Regions from separate parts of the Homo sapiens genome. Here region 2 is linked to region 1. Evidence: chromatin loops called from intact Hi-C (ENCODE). Cell type or tissue: Calu3. All regions are shown on one strand.

Evidence for each region. A loop is a pair of places that touch in the nucleus more often than their neighbours do. Peaks named below come from ENCODE experiments on the same cell type or tissue, not always from the same donor. Only the 100,000 strongest peaks of a DNase experiment are listed, where the experiment ranks them.
Region 2: a loop joins it to region 1, with 4 times the contacts of the local background. A loop is called at or near these places in 13 of 110 quality-filtered maps.

What each region holds. Positions count from the first base shown.
Region 1 is chr12:75,636,877-75,644,876 of GRCh38, forward strand. The region is part of intron 8 of LOC105369844 (a long non-coding RNA gene); the gene reads right to left. Among named protein-coding and RNA genes, the nearest start is that of KRR1, 130 kb to the left of the region's middle. RefSeq lists a silencer at 5,379-5,579. In Calu3, no CTCF peak of the experiment used is centred here; DNase peaks (open chromatin) are centred at 2,095, 3,015 and 4,295.
Region 2 is chr12:76,015,630-76,023,629 of GRCh38, forward strand. No RefSeq gene overlaps it. Among named protein-coding and RNA genes, the nearest start is that of PHLDA1-AS1, 11 kb to the right of the region's middle. In Calu3, no CTCF peak of the experiment used is centred here; DNase peaks (open chromatin) are centred at 2,682, 4,822 and 5,262.

The DNA.
Region 1 (8,000 bases):
GTAAAATGCCTACGTCCCTGTATTTGTTTCCTATTACTGCTGTAACAAATTGTCACAAACATAATGGCTTAGAACAATATAAATTTATCATCTAATGTTCTGCAAACCAGAAGTCTGGCAGGTCTCATCAGGTTAAAATCAAGATATTGGCTAAAATCAAGGCATCAGCTAAAATCAAGGCACCAGCAGGACTGCATTGTTGTATTCCTTTCTGTAGGGTCTAGGTAGGATCTATTTCCTTGCCTTTTCCAACTTCTAGAGATCATGCATATTCCTTGGCTTGAAGCTGCCTTCTTTCTATTTTCAAAACTAGAATAGGCGAGGGAAGTCCTTCCCACTTGGAATCACTCTGATCTCCTCATTTGCCTCTCTCTTCCATTTTTAAGGTCCCTTATAATTACATATCACCTGGATAGTCCAGAACAATCTCCTTAATTTAAGATCATCTGATTAGCAACCTTAATTCTATTTGCTGCCTTAATTCCCCTTTGTCATATAAGGTAATATATTTATAGGCTTCTGGGATTAGGACATGGATGTCTTTGGGAGGCCATTACTCAGACTACCAGGGCCCCCATTAATGGCTCATAAATTGATATGCAAATAAGGTGTCCAGTGGATCATTACAGGGGCTGCTGTGGTGAATGGCTGTTATTCTTGCCTGCCTATCACTTATTTTCTTTCTTATGGCAATGACATCTTCATATTCCCAGAGGAGCTCCTTCTCCCCCAACTTCACACAATCTTAGTGGGTGTATTAGTTAAGGTAAGGCTTAATATCTAGTGCCAAAATTTCAGTTGCCTCAAAAAAAATTTTTTTAATGATTTCTTGCTCACATAAAGGTCCAATGAGTATTTCTAGTATGGCTATCCTCCTTTGAGTAGTTCAGAGGACTCAAAGACCCTGGTTCCTTCCATCTTGAAACTTCTCCATCGCAAAACACAATTGCCAATGTCATCTGGGAATCGTCTTCGATTTATTCATCTGGAGACAGAAAGGAGCTTGAACATGTAGGGAAGATTTCTATAGGGCACATCAGGAACTGGCATATATCATTTCTGCTCATATTCTAATGACTGGATGTCAGTCCCATGACTATACCTAATGAGAAAAGAGATTAGAAATGTGTTCTGACCATGCTCAGAAAGACAGGAAATGGATAAGAAGACCATCTAGCTGTTTCTGCCACAGTGAGACTGTTAAACAATAGCATCCAGGACTCCCTTGGCCAAGGGTTGCAGTTATAACCTAAATTCATTCAATCAGAAAATAAACCTTGAAAGACTGTCAGTTAAAATTGTGTTTAATTACAGAAACAAAAAACCACCACAACTTGGCAGCTTAATTGAGTAAGGCATTTTAGGTCCAAAATAATAATTTTGGGGATAGTAGGCCAGGACAGGTATACCAGCTCACTGATGTTATCAGACAGGAAAGCCCCTTCTATTTTCCTGCACCACTATCTTTACAATGTGGTTGCAGTTCTCATGGTCATAGGTTGGCCATTGCAGCTCCAGGCATCACTTTTACCTTCCAGATAAAAAGAAGTTAGAAAGCATAGGGTCGGGAAATTCTGCTGAAGGCTATAACTGTGTCCCATAGACAACCCTAACTGGGAGACTAGGAAATTAAGTATTTTCATTTCCTGACTTCCAATAGTGAAAGAAGAAAGAAGGAATTGGAATGGGTGCCGATTGAACACCTGTTTGCACAACTGGAATGTCTGAAGCCAATTCATCCCCAGTGCATCTTTAACATTTAAGATAATTGGTATCCCTGCATCTAGATGCCCCGAGCTGTTTGGCTGTTCGGGTTCCTGCTGTTTCTTCAGTCTGGCTCTGTTTATTTATTTATTTTTTTCCTGACATGGAGTCTCACTCTGCCACCCAGGCTAGAGTGAAGTGGTGCGATCTTGACACATGGCAACCTCTGCCCCCCTGGTTCAGGCGATTCTCCTGCCTCAGCCTCTAGAGTAGCTGGGATTACAGGCACACACCATCACACTCGGTTAACTTTTGTATTTTTATTAGAGATAGGGTTTCGCTATGCTGGCCAGACTGGTCTCAAACTCCTGACCTCAAGCAATCGGCCCGCCTTGACCTCACAAAGTGCTGGGATTACAGGCGTGAGCCACCACACCCAGCCCAGGCTGGCTCGTAAAGCTTTTCTTTTACTTCTCTGAGCTATTTGATCTTTCTAATAAGTTCAATTTATTTAGTAAAAAGTTAATTTCTGCTTCTTACAACCAACAAATCCTAATTGATACTACCTTATACCTGGATTTTTAAAGGTCCAGGAAATACCAAGCTTATGAATACTTCTTTGTTCTAGTTCAGGACCCACTGACACTGAGCCCTGTCAATGGAATGTCCCACTAACAATTTGGAATTGAAAATTTAAAAGAATATTTGGCAATCGTTAAAGTATCCAAAAAAATGTTTTTTGGGAACAGGAAATTTTCATCCGATTGAACATTTAGGTAAAATAAATTTCTCTCTCCATTCCAGAGGTACATTCTTATTTTTATGAATTGGCTAGTGACTGGAGCTGGTTAAAAAATGGTGCAAACTCTGTGAGTTCACTAGCACTTTGTTAAATGAAATTGATCACTTGTAAAATACAGTAATTGCATTAAACAACTGTCATTAACCATAAGATCCCCTTGATGATGTCTCTTACACAGCTCCACAGGGAAAGCACTAAAAGTACACACATGCACACACATGCGCACATATACACTAGCCAAAATGTTTCCTGAGTATAAAATAAGACAGGAGAAAACACAGTAGAGTAGTAGAGACTCTCAGCAGGAACTACATTTGAAAAAATAATGATAAATGATATCATGATAAAAATGATGTCCTTAATAAAGCTACTAACACTACTTTACATAAATAATGGCCACTTGTAGATAAATTTTAGAATCATAGAATCTGCTTCCTAATTTTAGAGATGAGAAAACAAAAAGCCAAAAGAGTATCCACTAGGCCACACTGCCACTCAGCGAGTTAGCAGGAGCAGCAGGATGCAAATCTAGGTATAAGCAGAGTGTGAGTTTGGTGGTATGAAGGAAACACTGGAGCTGAACAAAAGATCATTGAAAAATCACTATTCACCTTACACTGAGGCCAATCTGCAAAATATTTTATCATTTATTAAACAATTTAAGCACTGAATCACAGACTATTTCCGGTACAAAATATTTAATAATGAGTGTATCGTGTGTGTGTGTGTGTGTGTGTGTGTACGTGTGTGTTTAAAGACAGGATTACTTATCGTTAGGAATAGGTTATTTTCCATAAAAAGGAAGTTTGGGCATATGGTACTGATTAAAAATGTTACTATGGTATATATAAAATAAAAACAGAAAAATACCATCAGTTTGAAATCATATGAAAGAAAACATGGCATTTTTTGCCTAATCAATGTTTATTTACAAAATACTCTGCAGGTATTCACACCTTTTCTCCTGGAATTTAGAATGCAATTAGTCATACAACATAAACCTAAAGAAAAAAATTACAAGCGTAGTAAAAATGCAACTTGTTTAGAATTTTGAAAATTGTGTAGAAAAGAGTTTCACACAATTATTCAGCATGAACTAGCTTGTTGTTATCAGTCAACAATAACCAAAAAAGTCAAATGCCTTCATGGGAGGAACATTTCAAGGTAAACTATAGTCAACTGAGATTTTTTAATATCTCAAGCTCAAAAGCAAGAGCATATATCCGAAAATCAAGTATTAATGATTTATTTATATCTCTTAACAGTGTTGTGGCAATTGAGGGAAAGGAAGGAGGTAATATGAAATGAGGAGATAGCTAGATGATATTTATGGAATGCATATAATTCAGGCATAATTATTTTCATGTTGGTTTTATGAAAACTTATAGTACATTATAACTAATCATGTTCCAGAAAATGCAAATAAGATAATAGTTGAGAAGGAATAGACATCAAATGCTTCTTTAATAAACCACAGCCATTTTCTCTAAGCAGGGAAAATGCTTTAATTGAATTTCATCTTATTAGAAAGACATTATTTCCTCCAGAGTCATAAAGTATATACAAGGAAGATTAGGAATTGTGCCTGTTGGGGCTATTTTGTAAGCACCACAATCTACTGTGGTGCTACTGTGGCTAGCGTAGGTAGAAAAATGAATTTATTGAAAGATATTAGACAGCTCAGAGAACTGTTGGGTGGGCTGAGGAATAGTCTCAAGATTAGCCCCTCCGGAACCATTCCTCAGAACCACACCAAAGAACTGGCCTGAGCAGGAAGTTACCATGGCCACCACCACCCCCACATTAGCAAAAGGAATGAATCATCCCCAGTTTGTTTCTTGCTACAGTTCACCTCCACGGTTAAGTCTCACTTCCGCCTCTAACTTACAAAACCATAGTTACACATCTGCAGCTTAGCCACAAGGGAGTCTGAGAATGCAGATTTTTTTTTTTTCTTTTCAAATTACCCTTGGAAAATGGAGCTCACAATGTGGAGAAGTATCAAATGAATAGAGGGTGTTGAAGGCATGTGGAAAATTTGGTAGGCAAAATTCTAAGATCTTCCACTATCTCCACTCCCTGATGTTATACCCAAGATTAGTTATATGGCAACAGGGATTTTGTAGATGTAATTAAGGGCCCTAAATAGTTTACTTTGAGTTCATCAAAAGGGTGATTATCCTTGGTGGGCTTGACCTAACCAGGTGAACCCTTAGAAGAGAATGTGCCCTTTCTGAGAGGAGATTTGAAGCATAAGAGAATTTTCCTGCTGGTCTTAAAGACACAAAGTCCACAAGATCGACAGCTGCAGGGAAACAAATTCTGCCAATGACCCCATGAGCTTGGAAGAGGGTCCTAAGCCTCAGATAAGACCCCAGCCCCAGCTGACACCTTAATTTTAGCCTTACAGGACCCTGAACAGAGAACCTAGTTATATTCTACCCAGAATTCCAACCAACAAAGCTATGAGATAATAAGCTAAGTTTTAAGCCACTAAGCTTGTGGTAATGTGTTATGCAGCAATATAAAATTAATCCAGGCAGCTACCAATGACAGGCATCTCTGAGAGTTGTCATGTATCAATGTTGGATAATAAATTATCCATAATCTTGTTAAGCATTTCCAAAAGGCAAAATAATTATAGTAAAGGTAATTTATATTTTCATAACCATTGTTAACTTCTCTTTAGGTACTATTCAGTGGTTACTCTCTGGTATAAACTGAGATTTAGAAATAAAAAAAGAAAACAGTTATTTAACAAATTTTTTGTACTACAATGTATTATCTAAATATGTGTGTGTGTGTGTGTGTGTGTGTGTGTGTGTGTGTGTGTCCAAGAGCTTATTACTATGGTAAAAATTAAAATATAAGTTTGATTTTATAACACCCATAATAAAAATATCTATCAGGAAGGACAGCTATAAGAAAAAGAAGGAAAATAAGCAAGTTAATAAGGAGGCAAACCAACTTTCTAATTGAGGAACAATTTATCACATGGTTTCATGCAGCTTACATTCTGACTAATTGATCATAATTTTATCAACCACGAGGTTAACAAGTAAAATATTCCTGGAATAGAAATAGACATGCTCTTACTCATCTCCCACAGCAGTTTCTTTAATGACATCTAAGAAAACAGCACAGTTCTAAAAACAATAATTACAGTCCATTTTAAAAAATTAGTTGAAATTACTTAGGTAAGGCTGTCTCATTTTAGAACAAAAACTAACTATGTAGTTTTTATATCAAGTTGGTTTAAAGCCCAAGACAAAACAAAGCAAAAATAATATGAACAAAGCCTCAAAAGAAGTTATAGGAGATCTATGGGAAAATCTATACTTCCCCGCTCAACTTTGAAGCTTGAATGTCCTATCAACCTGACATTTAATGACTTGTTTTGAGAACAGAATAATAATTTGTGACCCTTATTCCTAAGCAAGACATGCTAAAGATTACTGCATCTTGAGATGTACGAATTTCTGTATATTCAATCTCAGGAGACTCTATAACTCCACCATCCAAGATTAGCAACTAATTGCCACTAGTGACATGTGGCTATTTAGCCCTTGAAGATTGGCTAGTCCAAATTGAGACTGGCTGTAAGAATAAAATACACACAGATTTTGAATATTTAGTTTGGAGGGGAAAAACTCATTAATAAGTTTTATATTGATTATATGCTGAAATAATATAAATTATATTATTTTCACATGATAGTTAAAATACATTAACAACATAATTCATCTGTTTTCTAACTTTTTAAAAAATACGGCACCATGAAAATTTAAAACTTTACACATTACATGTCTATTGGATAACACTGTTCTGTAACATATGAAAATTCCACAGTTTTGTTTCAGAGATTCCATCATCACTTATGGAATCATGTCTTACTAAGCTATTTAAAGAATATCCCTTTGGCCAGGCGCAGTGCCTCATGACTGTAATCCCAACACTTTGGGAGGTCGAGGTGGGCGGATCATTTGAGATAAGGAGTTTGAGAACAGCCTGGCCAACATGGGGAAACCCCATCTCTACTGAAAATACAAAAATTAGCCTGGCATGGTGGTGGGTACCTGTAATCCCAGCTACTCAGGAGACTGAGGCAGGAGAATCGCTTGAACCCAGGAGGCAGAGGTTGCAGTGAGCTGAGACTGCACCACTGCACTCCAGCCTGGGCAACAGAGCAAGACTCTGTCTCGAAAAAGTAAAAATAAATAATAAAGTATATTCCTTTGTTGAAGGGTCTAAGACTGTGCCCTTGTCTACACATGGGCTAATACAATTATTCCTGCAGAGGATCTGGTGGTTTTTACTATCAGCCACAACATTGTTCTCAGAGCTCTGGAATGGAGTAGAAATGGCAAAGACCCTCCCTCCAGGGGCTATAGTAGATGCCCCAGATATTCTTGCAGAGGCTAAACTGAAAGCTATGGTAGTCCTTTTAGTTTATGTGCCCTAACATGAATCAAAATACCATCTCAGGGCCCAGTATGGTTTCAACACATAGTTTCCCATCTTCAGATACAAAACTGATAACAATGATATAAGAATTATTTTTAATAGGGAATTTAATGTTTAACTATTTGACTCATTTCTCTCTTTGGTATCCAGAAATTTTTATTTCATGGCATTTAATACAGTCAACTTTGGGTCAGGCCCATAGAGGAAAGTCATTCACAATTTGGGGGAGATCCCCAAATACAAGGACATAGTGTTTGAAATTAAAGACCCAGGGATGGTTGACACCAAGGCATGGGCACAAAATCGAGAAACAGTGGCAGATAACAGTTTAAAAATACCAGTGTTTAGTTTATATGATAATTTATATCACAAATAATGGGAAAGCCTGAGCAGGCTGTCATGAGATTGCAGTCTCTCCCTGTTGCTCTTGTGGAATTTTCTTTCCAAAGAGGCATGAGACGCCTTCACTCTACACTAATGTAGATGATTATCCCACAGGCTAGAACGCCCATTTGCCATTTCTCACCTCTGTGCAAGATTCCCTAATTTTCTTGATCCCAGTGGTAACCTGGGCAAGGTCTTTGGTAGGATCAAGAGGAGCAGCAAAGAGAGGAAGCTGAAAAGGGAGAGAGAAAGTTACCGCTGAAAAAGAAACACTTGAGCTGTCACTATTGAAATTCATTTTTCTGTTTCTTCTTTGTGTGAAAAAAGCAGGAAGACTGAGAAAAGAAGATATTTTTGTGACTTCTGTAATAAAATAATTTCCCAGTCAGGCTCTCACACTCCTCAACCCATCAGATATGTGCCTTTCAGGTGTTTACCCAGGGGAAAAATGGAAGGAAATGAGAGAATCAAATTATGACTAAAACTTACTTCAGTTTTTGATATTTTGATTTAGTTCTTTTAATGTAGCATTTTATTTTTACTCTGCTTTTTTTTTTTTTAAAGACCTTTGAACAGAAAAACAGGTTACTATCTTAGATTTTTAATGCTGATTGAAAACATAGCTGTTTGGAACAAAAAGTCATGC
Region 2 (8,000 bases), 380 kb after region 1:
AAGAAAGAAAGAAAGAAAGAAAGAAAGAAAGAAAGAAAGAAAGAAAGAAAAGGGAAGGGAAGGAGGAAGGAAGGAAGGAAAGAAGGAAGGAAGGAAAGAAGGAAGGAAGGAAAGAAGGAAGGAAGGGTCATGAAATGGGGATGCTCTTTAGCAGACAGTGGAGACAAGCACTTTCTAGATGTTTTGTCTGAATGGAGACAAAGTTCTCTCACATCTCATTATTTTAATCGTCACACTAGCTCCATGAGACAGGATTTATTATACCTATTTTACAGGTAAGAAAACTAAGATTCAAAAATGTTAGGTGACTTGTGCAAAGTTACACAGCTTAAGAGAGTCAGCACTGAGTCATATCCAGGTCCTTCAAATTCAAAGTTGTAGTCTTTCCAAAGAAAGGCAAATGAGTACAGAAATCACTACTTGTAAACTATTACAACTGAAACAGGGCAATTGAAGAATATCTTTACTCTAAAGACAAAGAAACTAAAGTCCAGAGACGCAAAATCATGTGCTCAGGGTCACACAACTTGTTAACGGCAAAGCCAAGTCTAGAATCTAGGATTCTTTCTACTACTCTTTGTTGACCCTTGAGGAATCTCCCGGGATAGTGTAAAAGCATGCTCCTCTTGTTGAGCATGAATGAAAAGCCTGAGATTCTTCTCCTGTTTTCTTGATTTGGATCTTTTGATAGACTCTGTGATTGGTGCTGGACATGACGTCTCTAAGGGAGCTAGCTTCTGCAAAACCAGCAAGCACCACTGATGGTGTCTCTGGCTTTATTGCTCCAGTTTCCGCTAAGAACCTTCGATCTTTCTTATATCTTTACCATGTCAATATGACTCTGACAGGAAGGCACTGAAAGCAACTACGTATTTCTGTTTTGAAATTTAGTTTTGTTCTATTTAAATTGTTCAGATGTAACGAAGGACCAATTGAAAATCATTACAACAGTACCATATGAGAAAGGAAAGTGTAAACCTTAGTAAGAATTATAAGAATACCTAAAATAGCCGGGCGCGGTGGCTCACGCCTGTAATCCCAGCACTTGGGGAGGCCGAGGCGGGCGGATCACGAAGTCAGGAGATCGAGACCATCCTGGTTAACATGGTGAAACCCCTTCTCTACTAAAAATACAAAAAAAATTAGCTGGGTGTGGTGGTGGGCGCCTGTAGTCCCAGCTACTCGGGAGGCTGAGGCAGGAGAATGGCGTGAACCCGGGAGGCAGAGCTTGCAGTGAGCCGAGATCACGCCACTGCACTCCAGCCTGGGTGAGAGTGCAAGACTCCGTCTCAAAAAAAAAAAAAAAAAAAAAAGAATACCTAAAATACTCTAAATTAATGTCTTTAAGAGCATTCCCATCTCTGAGAGAGGTCTGCATCGTATTTTAGTGCTAGCACACAGCCACAGTTTGCATAGCGTTTAAGCGCAAAGGCAGTGGAGTTAAATACCCAGATAACAATTCTCATCCTGCTGTTTATTTGGCAAGTTTCTTCAGTTCCCCAATCCTCAATTTCTTATCTATTAAGTAGAGGCTAATAAGACCTATAATAGAGGCTGCTAGTTTCCTTTCCAATAACCATTCTCCCCTCCTTCTTTGCTGACAGAACCCTAATTTTATTTGGGATGGCAATTTGGCCAGTACATTTCTAGCCCTCCTTTGCAACCCTGGATAGCAAATGTGGTGTTAAGTGGAAGTCACCATATTGGGATTCCAAAATTTTTCTAGGCTGGATATGGTAGCTCAAACTTGTAATCCCAGCACTATGGGAGGCCAAGTTGAGAGAATCACTTAAGTCCAGGAGTTCGAGACAAGTCTGGGCAACATAGGGAGACCCTGTCTCTACAAATAATTTAAAAATTAGTTGAGTGTGGTGGTGCGTGCCTGTGATCCCAGCTTCTCAGGAGGCTGAGGCAGGGGGATCACCTGAGCCCAGGAGGTTGAGGCTGCAGTGAGCTGCTGTTTCCCTAATTTTCTTTCTTCCTGTTCTAGAGCTCGAATATGGTAGCTGGAACTCCAGCAGCCATCTTGAATCATGAGGCTAGAAGTCCTGTACCAAGGGTGGTAGAAGAGAAAAGAAAGAAGGAACCCGGATCTGTGACAAACTAAAGTCACCTTACCCACCCTGGGCCACCCACATCTAGGTTACTTTTACATAAAAGAGAAGTAAATCTTTATCTTAATACACTTATTTTGATTTATCTGTAACAACAGGGTGTTTTTTTTTTGAGACGGAGTTTCACTCTTGTTGCCCAGGCTAGAGTGCAATGGCGTGATCTTGGCTCACCGCAATCTCCGCCTCCTGGGTTCAAGCAATTCTCCTGTCTCAGCCTCCCGAGTAGCTGGGATTACAGGCGCCTGCCACCAAGCCCAGCTAATTTTTTGTATTTTTAGTAGAGAAGGGGTTTCACCATGTTGGCCAGGCTGGTCTTGAACTCCTCACCTCAGGTGATCCGCCCACCTTGGCATCCCAAAGTGCTGGGATTACAGGCATGAGCCACCGCTCCTGGCCTGCCCTGTGGTCCTATTTTACACAGTCATTTGGTTCAACTGAATATCATTTTTTAAAGCCACATTGAAATCAAAGTGTTTTCCCAGGCTCTTAGAGTGCCCGGGTCAAGAATGCTGACAATCTGCTGTCAGAGAGAGAGGCTGTCCGCGTTACCCCCTATCAGCCCTCCCAGTCATCACTTGCATAAGAACCAGCAGGCAATCCACTGCCTTGTGACAAGCACTGTGACTCCAGGAGGGAGCCAAGTGCTATGAATGAAACCCCGTAAAAGGTCACTTTATGTAAGAGGAAATGTTGGCATCACCCAGAGCACATACACAATTTTGAATTAAAAGCCGGATTGCTGGATGCAGAAGTACATCTACTTATTAAAGATCCTGCTCCTTTTTTCTCCCTATCCTTTCATGAAAAGTTATTACAAACTCTAAAATCTTCTCCAAGTTAAATCCTTAAGTAAAAGAAGCACACAAGAAAACATTGTGTGGTTTGAAGTTCTTAATATCCTAGGTAGGTCAAAAACTGTTATTTATGGTTTAATTTGGAGCTATGTGAATTGCATTCACCTAGTTGCCCAGAAGGGCAGCAACAAATTTTTATCACTCCACGTATTAGGATCTCACCAGTGCCCATAGATCCACTACCCTCAACCAACCTTTTCAGAAAATATTTCTCCCAACACCTACACAGGCTACAAATCTAGGCAGCTACCTCCTCAAGTAACTGTATAAACATTCAAATCACTTCAACATTTTTCAACTCCACAGGTAATTTCAAGACCTGAGGGTGACTAGCAACAGGAAACATTCCACAAATATTTTAGGAGTCATAAGATAAAATCAATTTCAAATGGCTTTTTTAAAAGAATATATTCTAACAACCACATTTTAAAATAAGTCCATTTCAAAATATACTTCTGGAGGAGAAGGAGAGAGAAGAGGGAAAAAAAAGAAAAAAGAAAATGTGTGTGTGTGTATATATATATGCGTGTGTGTGTGTGTGTGTGTGTGTGTGTGTATTTCTGCAGTATTTCTGCAGGTAGGAGAGAGATTATTGCCTAACATTTTATAAAAAGCAATATATATATTTATACATATATATATATATATTTGTACACACACACACAGACACACACACACACTCTGGTTTCTTTTGTGAATTTGCCTGTTTCCTGAAGTTTTGTTAATCCATGTGGATTATATTTGAAAAGGGTAAAACATGATTAACTTTTTTTTTTTTTTTTTTTGAGACAAGGTCTCACTCTGTTTTCCAGGCTGGAGTGCAGTGGTGCAATTAGAGCTCACTGTGTCCTCGAACTCCTGGACTCAAGTGGTCTTCCTGCCTCAGAGTCCCAGGTAGCTGGGACCATAGGTGTGTGCCATCACATCAGGCTGTGTTTTTTATTTTTTGTAGAGGCGGGTTCTCACTTTGTTGCCCAGGCTGGTCTTGAACTCTGACCTCAAGTGATCCTCCTGCCTCTGTCTCCCAAAGGGCTGATATTACGGGCATGAGCCACTGAGCCTGGCCATGATTCCATTTTTAAAACTATGGAATTAAACAGTTTACTTTCCATCTCAGTTTATACTTTTTGGGGAAAAGATGTGATGAATCTTTTCATCTAAATGCTGAAAAGACTATAAATGATGTCTGAATGCTTCGAGTGATTATTTGCAAGAATAACAACACCTTGGATTTATGGAAATTGTCTTTCAGGCTTTACAAAGCAGTGGTGCAGTATTGAAAGAGCATTAATTAAGAATCATGGAAACTGGAATTTGGTTCTAATCATGTCTTTAACTTTAACTGCCGGTGTGACCTTGGGTGGCTAACTGACACCTCCTCACATCATTTTTTTTTTCACTGTAAAATGGGGAAGGATGGATGCTACATCATCTAAACTTCCAAAATGCCATGATCAACTCTGATTTCAAACTCAGTATTTCTGCAGGTAGGAGAGAGATTATTGCCTAACATTTGTTAGAAAGCAAACTCAAACCAGGGTCCACCAGCTGTTAAGACAGCCATGAAGCTCAGGTCTTCCGGCAGCTACCTGGCACGACTTACAGGCATCAGGGATTTCATGTGAACCCCTGGCAATAATTACAATTATTCCGTAGTGAGCCAGCACATTGTGGCAAGGATTAAATGCTTTCTCACGCCTGCAAATGCAACCCATATACAAATGCAATCCACCTGAGGAGTCTCCTTTTCTGTCAGAAACTAAAAAAGTAAGTCACTGAATTGTTCTCCCACTGAGACCACAGTCATCCCCTCCAGCGGTGGTGTTGAAATGTGGCAACAGGAAGTTACAAAGGGACCTGGCACCACCACAGACCACTGCTTTGTCATAGGTGTTCGGGCAGGATAGGCCTCACCCTCAAAGCAGGACGCTCAAAGCTCTAAGGAAGCCACTCTGCCCAGGGCTGCTTCAAACACTTAGAGATCAGGTTCTGCACCAAAAAACTGACAAGCCCGCCTTCATATGCCATGAAAAGTTACTAGCAAGAAGAGTAAAAACAGTAATTATAATACACACACACATACACGCACACAATGTATATATTTGGGGGTTCCTTGGAAGGATCATTAAAGGCAGGTGTTTACCAACTACAGCCAACGAACTACAGCCAAGCTTTGTAGAAATGAACATTTCTTTAACAACTAAAAACCAAAAAAAAGAACTGTTACAAGTTTGGCTTCTTTGGCTGTGATTAGTCACAAAGCTGGTCTGCAGTTTTGAGGTCATGAGTCAGCTCTGACGGGGTAAGCCACACTACTGGTTACAATTTGCTATGGCAAAGTTCAAAATACTCGCAAAATAAGTCAACTGTATGAACTATCAGCTTCTGGAGAAAGCCAGTGGAGGATAGTAACATAATTAAAACTTTGAAACTCCCCAAGGGTCATTTCCTGTTTCTTTCTCCCCAGTACTTGAATACTCATTTATCAGTTGCTTTGGAAGCACAGGATGTCTGGTCTTAAAACACGGCAGTACGTGTTTGCTCACTCCATTATAAACGACTTTGGCAGTCCTTAAGAGTATACAACATAACCGCATTGACTATTTTTTCAAGTTTTCATTTCCGGAGCCTGACTAAATATCAAATGCTTCAGGTGAATGCTCTGGCAAAAAGCAAGCCGTTCTCACATCGACTCTATCTCAGAAGCAGCTAATTCTGACTCTGTGTCTGGGAGTAACGAAGGGGACCTCTTTATCCCTAGGTCCTGACAATCCCTTCAAGATAAAATAAGATTCTGAATAATCCTCAAACCAATTAAATTTGCCTATAGCGACAGTCTATCCCAGATCATCTAAATTTCCACAGTGTTGTGGCCTCCACTGGTGCCATCTTTGATAAACAGACTTACTTTGTAGGCAAGTAAGGCTAGAGCTCTAGAACACTCGCACCATGACGTTTATTTGATTATGGCCTTTCTATGTAGCTGGTGAGGGCTTCCCACCAGGTCTTTGAGAAAAAAAGCAAGTAAGGATATTTTGCTGAATAAATTCGTATGGCCAATGAGTTCAGTATTCAAGTTTTCCTCTGTCAATAATTCTGGATAGTTGGAATGTCGTGTTGACATGATTCCTTCTACTTTAACATAAGTATAAATTTGGGTCAAATTTTACAAAAAACTAGGAATTTCTTGATACCTTTTTTTTTTAAGTTACAGTAACATCCTATTTCCTTTTCTTTTTTAAAATTTTTATTTCTCTTTTTTTTAATAAGCCTTTGTCAGAATCTTAAAAAAAAAATAGAGATGGGCTTCTTGCTATGCTGCCCAGGCTGGTCTTGAACTCCTGGCCTCAAGTGATCCTCTTGCCTTGGCCTCCCAAAGTGCTGGGATTACAGTCATGAGCCACCATGCCCAGCCCATCCTAGTTCTTAAAACCAGATTATTTGGATTGAAATATACATATGTATATGAATATATAATATCTAATTCCTCTTAAAATGGAATCCAGATAATAATGTTTGCATTTTCATGATGCTCTACTGTAAGTAAAGTGGCTAAGTGGTGCCTCTGGGACTTGAACTCATGCAGATTTTACTGCCACTTCATAGTATGTTCATAATAGCTTCTCTCAGGCAGGGCTATTATTCCCACTTACAAATGAGCAGACTAAGGCTCATAGAGATTTAATGAGCTGCTAATGTCAGAAGACTAAGAGTCAGAACTAGAATCCCAGTTCATGCTTTTTATTCAATATAATCTATGCATGATGATGTTTATTGCAGCTGTACTGTTAACAGCATAACAACAGAAAATCACCAGATGGCAATAGGCAAATAAGTGAAATAATACACCAACTAAATGGCATATTATGCTGTCATTAACATTATGACTTTAAACAATAATAATAAGGATGATAGCTACCACTTATTGAATGCTTACTTTGCGACAGGAACAGCCACAGTCCTTTATGTGAACTAATTTTGGTTTCACAACTCCATGAGACAGGTACTATCATTGTCTGCATTGCACACGCTGAAAACTGAGGCTAAAATAAATTAAATTACTTGCCCAGAGCAACTCAGCTAATAAGAATGAGACTATCTGATTCCAAAGCAGGGTTTCTCAACCTTGGTATGATTGACGTTTTGGGTGGGGTACTTCTTTGTTGTAGGTGGGGCTCTCCTGTGCATAGTAGAATATGTAGCAGCATCCTTGGCCTCTACTCACCACTTGTGATAACCAAAAATGTCTCCAAATGTTGCTAAATGTCTTCTGGGGTACAAAATTGCTCTAGGTTGAGAGCCACTACCCTAAAGCCTATGCTTCACCATTATGCTGTTTACTCCCCTCCCAACACCACCAGCCTTCCTACAGAACCTGGTGGTGGGAACATACATATACTCACATACAGAAACAGATATGGTCATAGATAGGATTGCCTGAGATACAGGTTCTGAGACTCTGAGATTTGACGGCAGGAGGTTAAGGGGAGAGCGAGGGTTCCCACCCCAAGTAGTGTTTTTGGGAACCTCACCTGTAAGGAAGCAAGGGAAACAGAATTGAGCAGAGTGAGAGTTGGACTACAATGCCCACTGGTTGTGATAGGCCTCTGCCAATTCCACAGGCAGCTCTGCAGCTGGGATGATCCTTTACCGTTGGCCTGGCCTTCATCTACTCCCCATAGACCCATCACAGGATGCAGGTTACCCCCAAGGAGGGGGTGTGTTCTAGGACAAGGTGGGTCCTCAGGGAAAGGACTTGCTGAGAACATGATAGCCACCAACACTTCCACATATGGTGACTGAATGCCCTCTCTGTCCTGAAGTGGCAATCTGGGCAGAACACCACACCCACATATGGACTATTTTGATAGAATAATTTATAAATAACTTAAAATACATGAGCATGTGGACCAAGACTGGAAAGTAATAAGCAAATGAAAATTGTCATTAAAATGGTAGTGCTTGCAGGCATGGTGGCTGATCCCTGTAATCCTGGGACTTTGGGAGGCTAAGGTGGGAGGATGCTTGAGCC